4 separate regions of the Homo sapiens genome follow, and regions 1, 2 and 3 are each linked to region 4. Evidence: chromatin contacts called from ENCODE Hi-C or POLR2A ChIA-PET data. All regions are on one chromosome and are shown on one strand. The core of a region is the stretch at or near the end of the contact, and the rest is flanking DNA. Distances in the headings are between cores, read along the strand shown.

Region 1 (4,052 bases), core at 323-2,822, 680 kb after region 4:
CATGCGACTGCACTTCAGCCTTGGCAACAGAGTGAGACCCTGTCACCAAAACAAAACAAAACAAAACAAAAATGCATAGTATTCTGGGGAATGGATATTAAATAATTACAAGTATTTTTTGAGGTATGAAACAGAAGATAAAAACCACTCTAAATCTTACCATCTAGAAATAATTGCTAATACCGTGTTAATATATTTTCCACTGTTTATACTGTACACATATTTTCAATTTTATCATTTTAAAATATGTTACTTGTTGCCTACTAATTATGTAGATACACTTTAACTTATTAAAACCTTCCCAAATCATTGAACGTTTAGGTTGTTTTCATTTTTTAGTCAACTTAAGTATAATTTACATATAATGAAATGAACTCATTTTAAGTATATGATTAGATGACTTCTGACAAACATATATATGCATGTAGCCCCCATCACAATAAAAATATAAAACATTCTCATTGCCTCAAAAAGTTCTGCCATGCCTCTTTGCAGTCAGTCTTCCCTGTACCCATAGTACATCCACACGTGGCCCTAGGTAGCCATTGGTCTGCTTTCAGACACTAAAGATTTGATTCATCTTTTTAAAAATGTCACAGAAATGAACTCATACAATATATACTGTCTTGTATCTACTTCTTTCATTCTGCGTAATGTTTTTTGAGATTGTTAACTTTGTTGCATTTCTCAGTCATTTATTTCTTTTATTGTGAAGTCATTATCCTTTGCACAGCTATACCACCATTTGTTAATCTCTCCCACTGGTGACGTACATGCGGATTAATACCAGTCATTGCCTAATATGAATAAAGCTGATAGGCCTGTTTCTTTTCTCTTTAATTAATACTGAAGAGTATGATTGTTGGATTTATGGTAAGCATATGCTTACATTTTACAAAAATTTAAAACTGTTGTGTCATTTTACAGTCTCAGCATTAATGTAATGAGAATTTTAGGTGTTCTGCACCCTCACCAGTGCTTGCTGTGGTCAGTGGTTTTCATTTTAGTCATTCTAACGAGTGTGTGGGAGTATGTTACTGTGGTTTTAAGTTGCGTTTCTCTTATGACTAATGATAGGAAATGTCTTCACTCAGACTTTTTGCCATTGCATATACTTTTGTGACCTGTCTATTCAAATATTTCACCTATTATTCGGTTGTTCATCTTCTTACTGAATTATAGGAGTTCTTTGGATGTTCTGGTTACAAATAGTTTGCCAAATATTTGTATTACAAATGGTTTCTTCCAGACTGTAGCTTGCCTTTTCATTTTCTCAGTGATGTCTTTTGAGGAACAGACGTTTTTAATTTTGATGTCTTATTTATCAATTCTTGCCTTTTATGGTTTTCACTTTTTTTGTGTACTGTCCAAGAAATGTTTGTGTACCCCAGGTCACACATCTTTCTCCTATTTGTTATGTGTCACGTGCTATATAATAAGTTTCTGTCAACAGTGGGCCATGTATATGACAATACCATAAGATTATAATGTAGCTGAAAAATTCATATTGCCTAGTGATGTAAATGTTGTAAGTCATACTGCAGTGCATTACTCACATGTTTTGGTGATGCTGGTGTAAGCAAACCTGTGCTGCCGGTTGTGTAGAAACATAGCACATGCAGTTAGATACATAATACTTGATTGTGATAGTACATGACTGTGTTACTTCTTTATTTTATATATTGTACTTTTCATTGTTTCTTAAAGTGTATTACTTTCACTTATTTAAAAAAAAATAGGTAACTGTAAAACAGCATCAGGTGGGTCCTTCAGGTGATATTCCAAAAGAAGGCATTGTTAGCGTAGGAGATGACTACTCGATGCCTGCTCCGAAAGACCTTACAGTGGGACAGGATGTGGAGGTGGAAGACAGTGATACTGATGATCCTGACTGTGTAGGTTTAGGCTAACGTATATGCTGTGTTTTCATTTTTAACCAAAAGTTAAAGACGTTAAAAAAAATAGAAAAATATTTATAAAGATGTAAAGAAACAATATTTTTGTATAGCTGTACAATGTGTTCATATTTTAAACTGTTATAAAAGAGTCAAGGCGTTTTTAAAAATTTTAAAGTGTATAAAGTGAAAAAGTTATAGAAAGCAAAGGTTAACTCATTACTGAAGAAAAAAATAATTTTAATTATTTTATACATTATACAGTGTTCATAGTCTACAGTAATCACCTAGGCCTTCATATTCACTCGCCACTCACTCACTCAAAGCAGCTTCCAGTCCTACAAGTTTCATTCATGGTATTATAAATGCAATAGACAGGTATATCGTTTTTAAATCTTCTATATCATATTTTTACTGTACTTTTCTAGATGTGTTTAGATGTGCAAATATCATTGTGTTACACCTGCCTAGAGTATTCAGTAGGGTAACATGCTGTACAGGTCTGTACCTAGAAGTAGTAGGCTATGCCATTTAGGTTTATGTAAGTAAACCCTAGGATGTTGTCACAATGATGAAATTGTCTAATTGCACATTTCTCAGAATGTATCCCCATCATTAAGCAGTGCATGACTGTATTTTCTTCTAAAACTTTTTAAGTTGTACCTATTACATGTATAGGTCTGTGATCCATTTTAATTTTTATGTATGCTGTGAGCTAAGAGTTGAGGTTCATTTTTTTCCCCCTACAGACATCTTGTTCTTTCACTATCTTTCATTGAAAGGGCTGTCCTTTAGTCAGACATGGGGGCTTATACCTGTAATCCCAGCACTTTGGGAGGCTGAGGCAGGAAGACCACTTATGTCCAGGAGTTCGAGACCAGCCTGGGCAACACAGCAGGACCCTGTCTCTACAAAATAAAAAATTTAAAAAATTAGCCTGGACTGGTGGTGCAAGGCAGAATTGGGAGCATTGCTTGAGCCCAAGAGGTTGATGCTGCAGTGATCCATGTTCATACCACTGCATTGCAGACTGGACAACACAGCAAGACCCTGTCTCTGATTGTGTGACTTGGGTACCTCTGTTGAAAATCAGTTTGTCACACATATGGGTCTGTTTCTGCACTGTCTTATTCTGTTTAATTGATCTTTGAGTTTCTCTTTACATCAGTACCACGCTAACTTGATAATTGTTGCTTTGGGAGTATATTTTGAAATAGAGAAAAACTTTGTTCTTTTTTCAGAATTGTTTTGACTCTTCTGTGTCCTCTGCATTTTCATATAAATTTATTATCATGTCAATTTTTACAAAAAAGTCTGCTGTAACTTTGATTATGATTGCATTTAATCCATAAATCTATTTAAGAATATTGAGTCTTCTAATCCATGGACACACACTCTGTTTGCTTATGGATTTCTCTAATGTCTATTGAAACACTGTAGTTTTAGTGTATAGGTTTGTATAATTTTTCAATTTTTCTTTACCTATTCCAATTTTTTCCCATTTACAATTGTTTGCTGTTAGCATATAAGAATATAGTTGGTTTTTATATATTAACCTTGTATTCCATGGCCTTCCTAAGCTCACTTATTAGTTCTAGAAACCCTTTTTCTAAATTTCTTTGAAATGTCTATGTAGATAGTCTTGCTCTTTGTAAATAATAGCAGTTTTACTTCCATTCTTGTTTGTATGGCATGTATATATTTGTCTGTTTAATTGTCTATCTGTCTATGCATCTTTCACTGCCTGTGACTGCTAGTGCAGTGTTGAACAAAAGTAGCGAACATTGTGTTTTTGTTCCCTGTCTCGGAAAAGATTAAGTCTTTTATTATTAAGTGTGATGTTAGTCATAAGTTTTTCATATATACCTTTTATTAGGTTAAGTTCTCTCCTATTCCTAGAATATTTTACCATCAGTGGACATTGACTTTTCTTTAAAGGTTTTTGTGCCTCCATTGAGGTGATCATATGGTTGTTTATTTAGACACGGAGTCTCACTCTGTCGCCTAGGCAGAAGTGCAGTGGCGTGATCTCAGCTCACTGCAGCTTCCAGGTTTATTCCCAGGTTTAAGTGATTCTCCTGCCTCAGCCTCCCAAGCAGCTGGGACTACAGGTGCCCACCACTGCACCCAGCTAATTTTTGTATTTTTATTAGAGTT
Region 2 (3,938 bases), core at 1,120-3,619, 780 kb after region 4:
CAATGAGTGAAACTGAATCCGCATTCAAGAGAAATATATGAACATCAGCCTGTTGCCTTTTATGAAAAATGAGAAAAAGTAATGTTTACATTTCAAGTAGATTTCCCAGTGTGTGAGAGACCCTGAGGACAACTTTTTCTTGAACAGGTCTGTGAGTAGTGGGGTGGTCTCAGCAGGGTAGTTAGAGTAGGTGGGGGGCCTGGCCTCAGGCTGAATGCAGGTGGGGCTCCGGCAGGAGGCCTCACTCCTCCTCGTAAACCTGCCATCCCATGCACACAGCCCTCCCAGGCCCGTGGAGCCAGGTGGACAATTTCCTGGGCCCACGGGATGCTTTGTTCTCCAGGCCCTGTCTGAGTGGCCCATGAGGAGTCCACCCCATGCACTATGCCCTAGAGCCCTGCCATTGCAGAGGGGACTCCCTTCTGTCCTCAGTGGGATACTGACAGCACGGAGACTGCCACCAACACGATCTGATTGTCAAACGCAGGGTTTGCACCAAGCTGACGTGCCCTCCAGGCCAGGTGATCGAACTGACCCAGCACAGTCCTGCTAAATGACTGGTTTGAATGGCCCTCCACCCCTGCTCCATGGATTGGCCACATAAGGCAGGTGGCCTGGTGGCCTCGCTCTTGACACAGTGGCTTCCTAACTTTAGAAATGCTAGGATGACTGAATACAAAAGGGATAAGCATAAATCCCAACAGATAACACTTCAAAAGAAAAACAACCCAACAGTGGCTCACACCTGTAATCCCAGTGCTTTGGGAGGCTGGGGCAATAGGATCGCTTGAGTCCAGGAGTTCGAGACCAGCCTGGGCAACATAGTGAGACCTCATCTCTACAAAAAAAATTGTAAAAATTAGCCATGTGTGGTGGCGCACCCCTGTAGTCCCAGCGACTCAAAAGGCTGATGTAGGAGAATTGCTGTAGCCCAGAATTCAAGGCTGCAGTGATGAATTTTGGGTAGAGAACACACCCACGTACACACAATACAGAATAGGCGTAAAGACCTGAAGTAAAAGTAAAATGTGTTGCGGAATTTTTTGATAAGCTCCAGGAAACAGGCATTTCTCATGATGAGTCTACATAATGCCTGTGGGCTCCCAGGCCACCTAGCAATTTATCACTATCGGAGCTGTTCCAGAAACGGGTGACCTCCTGATTCCGTGGGCCTGCATGGGGGTGACACAGATGTACGGGCCTCACCAGGAACCAATCAAAAGTCAGCCTGATTCCTTCCTGCGGCAGATCAGCCATGGCCATCTCTATGGGCTTTGTATTTCCTGCGGTTCAGGTGAGAAGCCCCATATCCATCCCCACTTTCACACTGTTGAACTTACCGTTCACTGCTCAACGCCCCCCCCCCCACCCGTGCCTACAGCCGTGCCTGACCCATGGTGAGCGTTCAGTCAGCACTGGAGGGCTGGATAATTTGTCCTAGGAGGTCACCGTTTTGTCGCCTCCATTTGCTGACTCTTTGGTAACACACATTTCTCTGACCGAGACAGAAGCCTTAGTTACTGCCCACATCTGGCTTGTCTGCCATTAGGGATATCCACGATGCTTATTTCCAGGAAGTCCTGTCATCAACACCACAGTGATCATGGTCTCGTCCAGGAGAGTAGAGCGTGCGTATGCCAGTGGGACATGAGCCCTCAGCCAGTGTCTCCCGTCCTTCTGCCCTTCCATTTGTCATCATGGCCCTTGCTGTGGCCCTCCTGTGGCTGTCCTGCAGCTCAGAGGGGGGCGACAGGGCGCCCTGGCCACTGCTCCCCTGCCGTGCTGTCCACAGGTGGTGGAAACGTGCCCCCATCTGCAGGCACACAGCTGCTAACCCATTTTCTTTGTTCTCATTTTAAATCCTATCGGAGTCATCTCTCCACAAACCCTGCCTCATTTATTTCTAAAGTTTGTTAAGTTCTGAGTGTAAGAAATCAGTTGCTCTGGGTGACCTGAACTGTTCCCCAGGCAACCACACTGTGGGGTCCAGCCAGCCTTTGCTGCTGCTTTGTTCCCAAACCAGCCAGAAGTGGCAGCCCGGGGAGATGGTGGCACCCCTCGCCCCTGCTCACAGGAGACCTGCCCGGGCTTCGCACTTCACTGTCTCCGTGGGTGGCTCTAGCCAACCCTTCTGAAGGTAACAACCCCTTCCCCCCCTGCTGTCCGCTCTGCTCACTGGCACGCTGTCTCTGTTTGGCCAAGTCAAAACGTGGTCCTGTTCCTTGTGTGTCTGGCAATAAAGCATCCATTTGTAACTGGAGAGGGCAGGCCCCTCCCCCTACCTCCATCTGGGGCATTTCAAAGCTGGCCCTGAGTTGACAGAGCTCCAGGGCAGCCCCTGCCTCGCTTGGTGGCTCGCCTCCCGCCTCCGCCTCGTGTTCTGGGCACCGGGGCCAGGGCTCGGCAGCTGTTCCAGCCAGGCCCGGCTCCGCCCGCACCCGCTCGGGTACCTGCCCCCATCCACACATCCTGTGGCCTGAGAAGAAGTTCATTTCCCTGCCCAGCCACTTCCCAATTCCATTCACTTCATTTCTCTGGGCCTTATTTTTCTATCTGTACAAAATGGTTATTTATCTCAAATGGCCCTTTCAAGCCCACAATGATCTCAGCACTAATCCTGTTGGTTTCATAATCATCTGTGCTGGGCTCTGGGTAATATGAGGCACTTCCTTTTAAAGGGAAGCTGGTTCTTTCTTTTTCTCTGCCAGAAATCAAGTGACATGAAAGCTAACACATGTCTCTGAAGCAACGCAGAGCTGAGATTCGAATCCAGGCAGTTTGACCTCAAAGTCCAGACTCTCCCATGCGAGGCTCTCCTGCTTGCTCTGGCAGATGAGGGGCAGCCAGTTTGATATCTACGGAATTAAGCTGCCAAATTGGGAAGGCAACCTGGATGAAATAAGCCACGTGAGCTCTGGCTCGCCACCAACGCACTGAGGAGAGAGGTGCCCTCAGCATGCTGGGCAGAACGTCGGGGAAACGCGGCCTTCGAGCAGGACCGCCCACCTGTCAGAAGGGAGCACTCCTCTACAGAGCCGAGGGGCAGTCAGCCACCCTCAGGCCCCTGCGGCCCTGCTGTCCCCAGCACAGCGACTGAAGTTCTCACTGAGGGGCCTCGTCCCCTCCGGGTCAGGCCTTTCCAGGAACCTGGCTCTGCCAGCTGCAAAGCAGGCGGGGGCTCACGGTTAAGGCCATCGCAGGGCAGCGGCCATTCTTCCCTCCTGGCTGCCCGGCTGGGCCCCTGATAACAGCCTCCACACCGCAGTCAGAGTTCAAAGCCCTCCTTCCCTTCCACCGCAGGGCTTGGCTTTGCTGCTTCTGGGCTCCGAGAAAGGAACAGGGCCGCAGAAACCAGAGGAATGGAAAGGTATCCACAGAGAAGGCCGCCTTGCAGACATGAAGTGGGACGTTCCGTAAGACAGCATCTCGAGCTGGACTTGGCGGGGAGAGGGAGGCGGCCCCGCACAGGCCAGGGAGGCCCCAGCACACATGAGGCCGGGGTGGAGGCCCTGGCTCTGCGGTGCCACCTGTCCTCCCCAGGGCGCACCCAAGCCCAAGGGTTCCTTCCCAACCGTGGGGTCTGAGTTTGTCATCTTCCAGCTTTCTCAAGTCCCCTGAGTCATGAGAACTTCCTCTACACACAGGCAGGTCTGTGTTTTATATGAACCATGTTTCCATGGTAAATAGATTTTAAGAATTCCCAAAGGACAGACAGTGTCACCAACAGCAGAGAGTGGAGCCTCTGGCTGCCTCATGTTTGAAAGTGTTAAAAATAAAGACAACACTGACATTTGGGGTTGTAATGTGACGGAATTACAGTCTTTTAAAGGCAAGAACCACTTATCTACACTACATGCAATATTCAGTGTTTTGTTCACTTGTCTAATTGGATTAAAATATTTAGCTCCCTTTAAAATCTTGATTGTGAATTTATATTG
Region 3 (4,147 bases), core at 1,606-4,105, 850 kb after region 4:
TCACAAAGAAAAAAATAGATTTTACAATATAAAAATACAAAACTTTTATGCATAAAAAAATCACATTTAAAATATATCATAGGTTTGTGTGAGAGTATTCATTGTAGCATTGTTTCTAGAAACAACCTTTCTTTGCAACCCATAATCTGGAAACTTAACCAAGAAATCTATCAACAGGAGCTTGGTTATGTTACTTATTATTCTGATAATGTGGCTATTTATAAGTGATATTTATTGATCTAAAACTGTGACATATTAGTAACAAAGAGAAAACATTAAAAGTCAGCATGTGTAATGTGATTTCATTTTATAATTTAGAAAAATATTTTGACATGCATACCAACTATTAATATTGGTTATTTCTGGATGGTAGGATCAGGAATGTTTTCTCTGTTCTGTATTCATCCTTTTCCATACTTTCTAAATTTTTAAAATAGATATGTATTTTATTTGTTTTAAATAAATTCATTCTGATTTTGAAAAAAATCATAATAAAACAAAATGTAGATGTCACTGGTGGGGGAGGTTGTGTGTGGAAGGAACAGGGAATATATGGGAGTTCTGTACTTTCTGTCCAGTTTTGCTGTGAACCTAAAACTGCTCTAAAAAATAAAGCTTATTAATTAAAATCAATGTAAACAACAGGAAATTATTTACAAAAATAAGACAAACATTAAAAGCATAATTTAATGAAACACTAACTGCACTCTCCATCAAAATTCCAATTAAAAAGTATAAGAAATATTGAAAATATCTACAGAAGAAACACAAATGATCAATACCATTTATAACATATTCAATTTCACTATTATTCAAAAAATAGCACAACAAAACCAGATACTACCACCAAATATTTACTGCATGCCACCGTATAACAAACAGTGAAATCCATCCTTTACATTCATGATCTCAATTAATCCTATAAGGTACTTGTAAGGGTTTCTTTTCTTTTCTCTGTGAGGTAAACATGAAGTTGAATAATTTGCCTAAGGTCATCCAAGTAGTCAAGCCCAGATATTACTTAGTCCACCTCTAAAGGGGTGGTTCCACCCACCTGTGCAATATTGCCTCTCATGCTTTTTTAAAAAAATCTCACTTCTTTGTAATGTTATTTACTAATATGGCTACATATACAGTTATTAGAAGTTAGTGTAGTACTTCAGCAAGGTAAAACACATCAACACCCTTAAAAGGATTAATCGTCTTGGACCAGCAATTAAGGAAACAATCAAAAATTTAGATTTAGGTACAAAGTTTTTGTTGTATTATTATTCATAAACGGTTAAAAATTGGAAGCATCTTAAAAGCCTAATAATTCTTATACACGCAAATCATTTAATAAAGTTTTGTTTTCAGAGTATTTACTGATATAGAAAAATGTTCATTAGATATCAAATGAAAAAGCAGACGCAAAACTGTATATACGGTATAATCTCAATCACACTATAAATGTACACAGACATACACATGAAAAATGACTGAAGGGAAATATATCAGAGGTAAGAATAGTTATCTCTAGCTGGTAGTGGCACAGGAAATTTTCCTTAATTCTTCTTTGTATTTTCCAAATTCCCTGCATTGAGGATGTCTTACATAATCCCAAAAATATAAATGTTATTTATAAAGTACACATCACTATCAAGTGTGTATTGCAACAATCTTTTTTTCTGCTTCACATTTTTGTTTTTTTCTTTGTTTATAATTGTAATTTGCCTACCAACTTCCATTTTTCAATAAAAATTTGACATATATGCCTGCACATCATCCTTTTTCTGTCTGCAGCTCACGATATGTTCCTAGAACTAGTAGTTTGCAAAGCTCAAAGAGTAAACTTACAAGTTTTCTGTTAGTTAGGAGATACATTTCTGGCATGATTATCCTGTGTCATATAAAAGGATAATTGACTCTAATCCATTTTCATAGAAAATTCAGGCAATTTCTGGCTTTACAGAAGCATGAACTTTCCCCTGTATTTTTATATACCAGTTATGTTGCATAATTGCATTTGCATGAAATATATTTTACTACTATAATTCGGATTAAAATGATAATTGCTTTCAAAGGGAAATACAATATCTTAATTTTTTATTCTTTTAGGTTCTAGTTTGACTTTTGGTAACAATTAGCAGAGGCCAATATCAGTCTCCTCTTGTAGAAAATATAATTTTTATAGTATCCCAACCTAACATCATCTAAACATGCAAAGGAAAAAAACAGTTCAACCGGGTGTGTGTTCTTCACCTCAATTAAACTCACACAGTTGGATACCTACTGTTGCCAAAACAGTAATATAATTTACACATTATAGTCCACACAGTAAAACTACACTAAAAGTCATTTAACAATATTTATAACACCATAAAGTATAGTGTTAAAATATATGAACTGCAATATGTACCAAAATTATAAAATTTGTTTCTCATCATCAGTGATTAAAACCGGGATCATTGCTCTAGCCTCAATACTCACAACCCTGGTGACAGATTAGAATTCAAATCTTAATGATCAATTTACAATTAACAAGATAGAAGTGAAACAAATTAAACCAACCATTATATATAACGAGACCCCATGGACTCCCATTGTTCCTCTTAATTACAAAACGCAAATCACAAATACACAATGGGCAGTGTTAGACATCAGTCCACAAGCCTCACAACCCAGAAAGTGACAATGACAGAAAAGAAAGAAGCAAAACCACATAGACCCTGGTTCTATGCTCTATCCTGTTCTTTTCAGTGTGCAAGAGGTGGAAGCTAAAACCTAGCACACACTTCTCTCCACTCTGTGGCTGGCAGAGGCTCACTCCCTGCCAGCACCCAATCCTTCCAGCTCTCCCAGGCCAGGTGTTAGATAGCACTGCAAACCGCACTGCAACGTTTTACTGCTGATTCATCTAAGCGCGTGGGGAGAGAGAACACTTCCTTCACTTTGATAAAGAAAAATCACAGTTGTACCGAAGATATTTAAATAGCTCCGTTTACCTCCTTCAAAAAACAACCCCATAACTATAATAAGCTCTCAGAGTACTGGGGAATACAGAAGGAAGGATAGCGAAAGTTTATGTGAGCTTCAACTAAAATCAGCCAGAATGTCTGCCTGGTGCCAATTAAAAGCAAAATGGAATTAATTCTCTTGCCTGATGGTCAAAAACAAGCTATACAACATGCACAGAATCGGCAGTTCATTTTAAGTTTTAAAATGGGACGTGCCATTCACAAACCCCGGGGTTACAGACACCACTACGTGCAGTGTGGAGTACACAGAGCGCGCAAACTACTGTGCTAATCACTATGGAGGCTTCCAGAAAACAGAAGCAGTCGTCACTGCCATAATGCGACTTACGGTCTCCTTGGGGAGAAAACACATACAACAGACACACACACGGAGGTACCATTTCAAAACATTTTCACAGAGCAACAGAGCAGCCTAGCATGAAGCTGGGGCAGAGAGTAAGGGCGTACGTGCACGCCGAGCCCATGCTCTCAGCTTTCCCGTCATTCTGCATGGGCTTCAGTCAAATGACTAGATCTGTGAGTTTAAAATCTTGTTTTAAATGGTAGGAATCTATTTGTTTAGTTGGTATTTTGAAAAACAAGACTCTTAGAGTAATGTTGCTAGTAACAGAGGAAGGAAAAATATGTCTTAATTATTGCTCAATACAAAATAAATACACTTACTTTTCAAGAAGAATTTTACTGTAATACTCTGAGGAAAAGCTGGACCAAAATTACCATATGGATTGCATAAGTATAAATTTGGAGACTGAGTTTCCACAATGACAAAACTTTAGAAACTCCAAGATTTTCCTTACCTCAAAGCACAGGGAAAATTATTTATCCCAATAGTTTGGCATGGGGTATGCAGAGGCACACTCCTGGAGGGCTTCTTCAGAGTTTACTACATTAATAATTTGTATTTTAAAAGAAGCAGTTTAAGCCCTTCAAGTTTTATAGGTGGTTTCAAAGCAGAAGGTAACATCAAAATGGAATGTAAAACTTAACATGAATGAGTTATTGAAAATGTCATAGTAAGAAGCCAGGGAGAAATGAAACTGGAACTAAAAGAAATTAAGAACAAACAACCCTAAAATCAAAATTTGTCCTATTCACTACCTTCTTGTGAGGCACACAAAATGCACTTTTCG
Region 4 (4,162 bases), core at 933-3,432:
CTCTCCCTCACTGCTATCTCTCCCTGACTGCTATTTCTCCCTCACTGCTATCTCTCCCTCACTGTTATCTCTCTCCCTCACTGCTATCTCTCTCCCTCACTGCTATCTCTCTCCCTCACTGCTATCTCTCCCTGACTGCTATTTCTCCCTCACTGCTATCTCTCCCTCACTGTTATCTCTCTCCCTCACTGCTATCTCTCTCCCTCACTGCTATCTCTCTCCCTCACTGCTATCACTCTCCCTCACTGCTATCTCTCTCCCTCACTGCTATCTCTCTCCCTCACTGCTATCTCTCCCTCACTGCTATCTCTCTGTCTGCTATCTCTCTCCCTCACTGCTATCTCTCTCCCTCACTGCTGTCTCTCCCTCACTGCTATCTCTCTCTCTGTCTGCTATCTCTCTCCCTCACTGCTATCTCTCTCTTTGTCTGCTATCTCTCTCCCTCACTGCTATCTCTCTCTCTGTCTGCTATCTCTCTCCCTCACTGCTATCTCTCCCTGACTGCTATCTCTCTCCCTCACTGCTATCTCTCTCCCTCACTGCTATCTCTCTCTCTGTCTGCTATCTCTCCCTCACTGCTATCTCTCTCCCTCACTGCTATCTCTCTCTCTGACTGCTATCTCTCCCTCACTGCTATCTCTCCCTCACTGCTATCTCTCCCTGACTGCTATCTCTCCCCGACTGCTATCTCTCCCTGTCTGTTATCTCTGTCGGACTGCTATCTCTCTCCCTGACTGCTATGTCTCCCCGACTGCTATCTCTCCCCATCTGCTATCTATCTCTGACTATCTCTCCCTGTCTGCTATCTCTCCCTGTCTGCTATCTCTCTCTGTCTGCTCTCTCTCTCTCTGACTGCTATCTCTCTCCCTGACTGCTATCTCTCTCCCTGTCTGCTCTCTCTCCCTGACTGCTATCTCTCTCCCTGACTGCTATCTCTCCCTGACTGCTATCTCTCCCTGACTGCTATCTCTCTCCCCGTCTGCTCTCTCTCCCTGACTGCTATCTCTCTCCCAGTGTGGAAGAGAGGAAGAACCTCCTATTTTCAGACATGGCCTGTGGAGAAGAAAGCCCCAGGTTGCATCCACAGGGTGGTGTCTCTGGAAGATTCTGGGATAACCCTGTAAGAGTTTGGTGGAAGAGGCCGGGTGCAATGGCTCACGCCTGTAATCCCAGCACTTTGGGAGGCCAAGACAGGTGGATTGCTTGAGGTCAGGAGTTCGAGACCAGCCTGGCCAACATGATGAAACCCCATCTCTACCAAAAATACAAAAGTTAGCTGGGCATGGTGGTGTGCACTTATAATCCCAGCTACTCGGGAGGCTGAGGCAGGAGAATCACTTGAACCTGAGAGGCGGAGGTTGCAGTGATCTGGGAGCCCACCACTGCCCTCCAGCCTGAGTGACAGAGCAAGACTCAGTATTAAAAAAAATAAAAAGAGTTAGGTGGGAGGAATGAGTGCCTTCTCTGATTCAGGCGTTCTGGCATGTCACCTCTAGGGGATTGAAGGGGGACCCTCATTCTGTAGGACAGAGGGATAACCTTTCACCTCCATCCCCCAGATGTGCCCCAGGATCTCCTGTAGACACAGCCTACCTCCCCCTCCTATAATCCTCACCAGCGAGCACACTTGGGGTGCTGGTGACTCATCCTGGATCCTAAGGGAGGCTTCCTGAGGATGGGCCTAGTGAACCAAACTTGGAGACAGAAGGTGAGTATGGAGACAGCGGAGCCCAGCCCGGAGGGAAGATGGCCTGGACATGAGTCATCCGTCCTCATCATTCGCCCAAGGATTCGATGTTCCTTTGGCTGGCATCTATTTTCTCTTTGCAAAACTATTGATCCTGCTGCCAAATGTACCCTAAGCCTACCTTATGCATCAGTGAGATGAATGATAAATTCAGTAACCTGAGGACACAGTAACGAGAGGGCACAGAGGACAGTGACTTGGACTTTCATCAGTAGACTTAACACTGGTTGGGCCACGGCCCGAGCAGGACTGAAATTTAGCAGGAGATGAGGACAGTAACATTTGGGTTTGTTCACCAAGCCCCCAGCTTGGCACCAGAAATTTTTGGCTTTCTGCAAACAGCTGCACAGAAGCAGTGGCCAAACCCAGCTAGTGTGTGATGAGTCATCTTGCGTCAGCATCGTGCAGCACAGACATCCTATGAGGGCTCCTTTAGCTGCTGTGTCTGGTTTGGGCTTTTTCCAAAAGACGAGGGAGCCAAATACCTAAGCCCCCACACTAATGAGCACTTTGCGATTCCATGTAAGCAAAGTTATTTCACCTCCCAAGACGCATCTACACTCCTCATTATTCATTGGCTGGCCCCGTGAAGCAAGGCCGAAGAAACTGACTTGACTTAAATCAGAAAAATGAAAACGGAGAGGACTTGGCAGTATGTATCTTTAGGAAAGCATGAGACAGTGTAAAGTCCTTCTCTTTATTCTGAGGCCAGGGCTTTAGACTATAGTAAGGTTAGTCATTGAAACCGATTTCAAGTTTCTAAAGTTTTACCAAGTATGATGATAGAAACTACTTCTCTAGGGATTTTTAATATATTCATGTGCATATGATTTTAAAGTGGACAAGGCACTCTTCATATGCATGATCTTATGTAAACACTACAAAACTCCAAGAATCAAACATTTATTATGACCTCCATTTTACAGATGAGAAAACAGGTTCCTAAAAATGAAATTATTTGCTCAGGGATGATGTCACAAATCACTGACAGAGCTTAAACGCAGGAACCAACATTCTGACTCCAAATCCCATTGATGTTTTCCCCAAACGATACAAGAAATGTCTTAAATGAAAGTCCATGTGAATATTTTGAAGAACCCTTCCAACGTCTTACCTAGACTGTTTTGTGATGCTGAGAAATTGATCTACACGTGTGCATCCCTCACATGGCCACAAGATGGCAGGGTAGCCTCGATGATTGAGAAATTGGCTTCATTCCTTGCACCAGTAGAGGGCTGTAGTTCCATGTTTCAAAAAGTAAGACATGGAAAAAAAAAAAAAAAAAAAAGAAAAGAAAAGAAAAGAAAAACAAAACAAAACAAAACAAAACCCATCAGTGTCTACATTGATGAAATAGGATGGTGGGAGGTTTGTTTTTCTTTTTGCCTTTTCTTTTTTAAATTAGGCAGTGAGAGTTCAAACAAACAAGTCTCCATTTTCACCTCTGTGTTTGCTTTTGGAGGCACGAGGTCAGGACTTGGGCCAGCCGCCTAGCCTACATTATTCATCTGTCCAGTTCCAGCCCTGGAACAAATGTGAAGAAATGAAGTAGCTTCAGTGGAGGGAAAACAGTGTTGTTATTGTTGCTGGTGACAGTTCTATTTGCCAACAAACATAAAAACATACTTTGGAACCCAAATGGGCTTGTCAGAGGGAACTTTTGTTCCATGTTTGGGCTGGGATGCTTCCAGATAGAAATCAGGCTGGCATTTGAACTTCAGGAGGCAGGGAGAGAGCTGTGCACAGCAGCTACTGACCCGAAAGGCCAGGCCATCAGCTGCAGTTTTCATCTGGGTGTCGTTTGACCACAGCCCACGCGGCTCCGGGTTGCCAACTGGGGTCACTGCCCTGAATGGGTATTATGGGGGAGGAGAGCAGGGCAGGCAGGCCAGGAGGATGGGCTTGCCACAAAAGGGGATTAACAGGCTTTGGATTCTGAGTTTTTGGAAGGTGGTTCTCACTTTGGGGCTTTGGGATGGTGAAAGCGGTCGTGATTCTGGGGGATTTATTTGCTGTAAGGTCTCAATTATCCCAAGACTGTTGGCAGCACCTTGGAGATCCCTTTGCTACATGGATTAATTACTCCAGGGATAAAGCCATCCTCGCTGTGTCTGCTGGTGAGTGTTTAGGGTCCGCGAACTCATGTAAATGCCAGTCTAAGGAAGCATAATTCAGAAGGCCAATCTGCCCATCCCCTGCTACTGTTACATAATTCAAGGTGAAGGTCCCAACCACAGCTGTCCGGGGGCTGCCTCCTCCCTCGCAGATGGAAGAAGCTTGCTTGATGGACTGGACTTACACTAATACGCTATCTATTTGGAAAGAAGAGATGGCGATAAATTACTACCATGGTGAATATCATTAAAATGCCGCAGAACCAAAAGCACTGTGTGAATGTTAACTCCAGGCACCTCG

What was found. Hi-C counts contacts between places; a loop is a spot of excess contacts on that map. ChIA-PET counts read pairs that join two places held with the same protein, here RNA polymerase II (POLR2A). Pooled maps may share reads with other maps.
Region 1: a map of naive thymus-derived CD4-positive, alpha-beta T cell shows a loop between it and region 4 (2.6-fold over the local background). The contact joins two enhancer-like sites. A Hi-C loop is called at or near these places in 1 of 168 maps with a recorded cell type or tissue (naive thymus-derived CD4-positive, alpha-beta T cell), 6 of 37 single-sample maps with no recorded cell type and 9 of 50 pooled maps.
Region 2: a map of heart left ventricle shows a loop between it and region 4 (5-fold over the local background). The contact joins two enhancer-like sites. A Hi-C loop is called at or near these places in 11 of 168 maps with a recorded cell type or tissue (B cell, CD4-positive, alpha-beta memory T cell, Caco-2 and 7 more), 3 of 37 single-sample maps with no recorded cell type and 29 of 50 pooled maps.
Region 3: a map of naive thymus-derived CD4-positive, alpha-beta T cell shows a loop between it and region 4 (3-fold over the local background). The contact joins two enhancer-like sites. A Hi-C loop is called at or near these places in 2 of 168 maps with a recorded cell type or tissue (both naive thymus-derived CD4-positive, alpha-beta T cell), 1 of 37 single-sample maps with no recorded cell type and 7 of 50 pooled maps. POLR2A ChIA-PET finds 5 or more read pairs at or near these places in 2 of 52 experiments (B cell and OCI-LY7).

What each region holds. Positions count from the first base shown.
Region 1 is chr1:243,593,516-243,597,567 of GRCh38, reverse strand. The region is part of intron 8 of AKT3 (AKT serine/threonine kinase 3); the gene reads left to right. Among named protein-coding and RNA genes, the nearest start is that of AKT3-IT1, 200 kb to the left of the region's middle. Within about 2 kb of position 1,572, at least 4 of the 41 ENCODE cell types and tissues checked have a DNase peak (open chromatin) inside an H3K27ac peak, as active enhancers do.
Region 2 is chr1:243,494,767-243,498,704 of GRCh38, reverse strand. The region is part of intron 17 of SDCCAG8 (SHH signaling and ciliogenesis regulator SDCCAG8); the gene reads right to left. It also overlaps a transcript of AKT3 not described here. Among named protein-coding and RNA genes, the nearest start is that of MIR4677, 150 kb to the right of the region's middle. RefSeq lists an enhancer at 1,901-2,552. Within about 2 kb of position 2,369, at least 15 of the 41 ENCODE cell types and tissues checked have a DNase peak (open chromatin) inside an H3K27ac peak, as active enhancers do; they include sigmoid colon, where a contact is called at or near this core.
Region 3 is chr1:243,420,684-243,424,830 of GRCh38, reverse strand. All of the region lies in intron 15 of SDCCAG8 (SHH signaling and ciliogenesis regulator SDCCAG8), which reads right to left. Among named protein-coding and RNA genes, the nearest start is that of MIR4677, 77 kb to the right of the region's middle. Within about 2 kb of position 2,855, at least 9 of the 41 ENCODE cell types and tissues checked have a DNase peak (open chromatin) inside an H3K27ac peak, as active enhancers do.
Region 4 is chr1:244,271,976-244,276,137 of GRCh38, reverse strand. All of the region lies in intron 1 of LOC105373262 (a long non-coding RNA gene), which reads left to right. Among named protein-coding and RNA genes, the nearest start is that of SPMIP3, 79 kb to the left of the region's middle. RefSeq lists a silencer at 2,850-3,076. Within about 2 kb of position 2,182, at least 21 of the 41 ENCODE cell types and tissues checked have a DNase peak (open chromatin) inside an H3K27ac peak, as active enhancers do; they include sigmoid colon, where a contact is called at or near this core.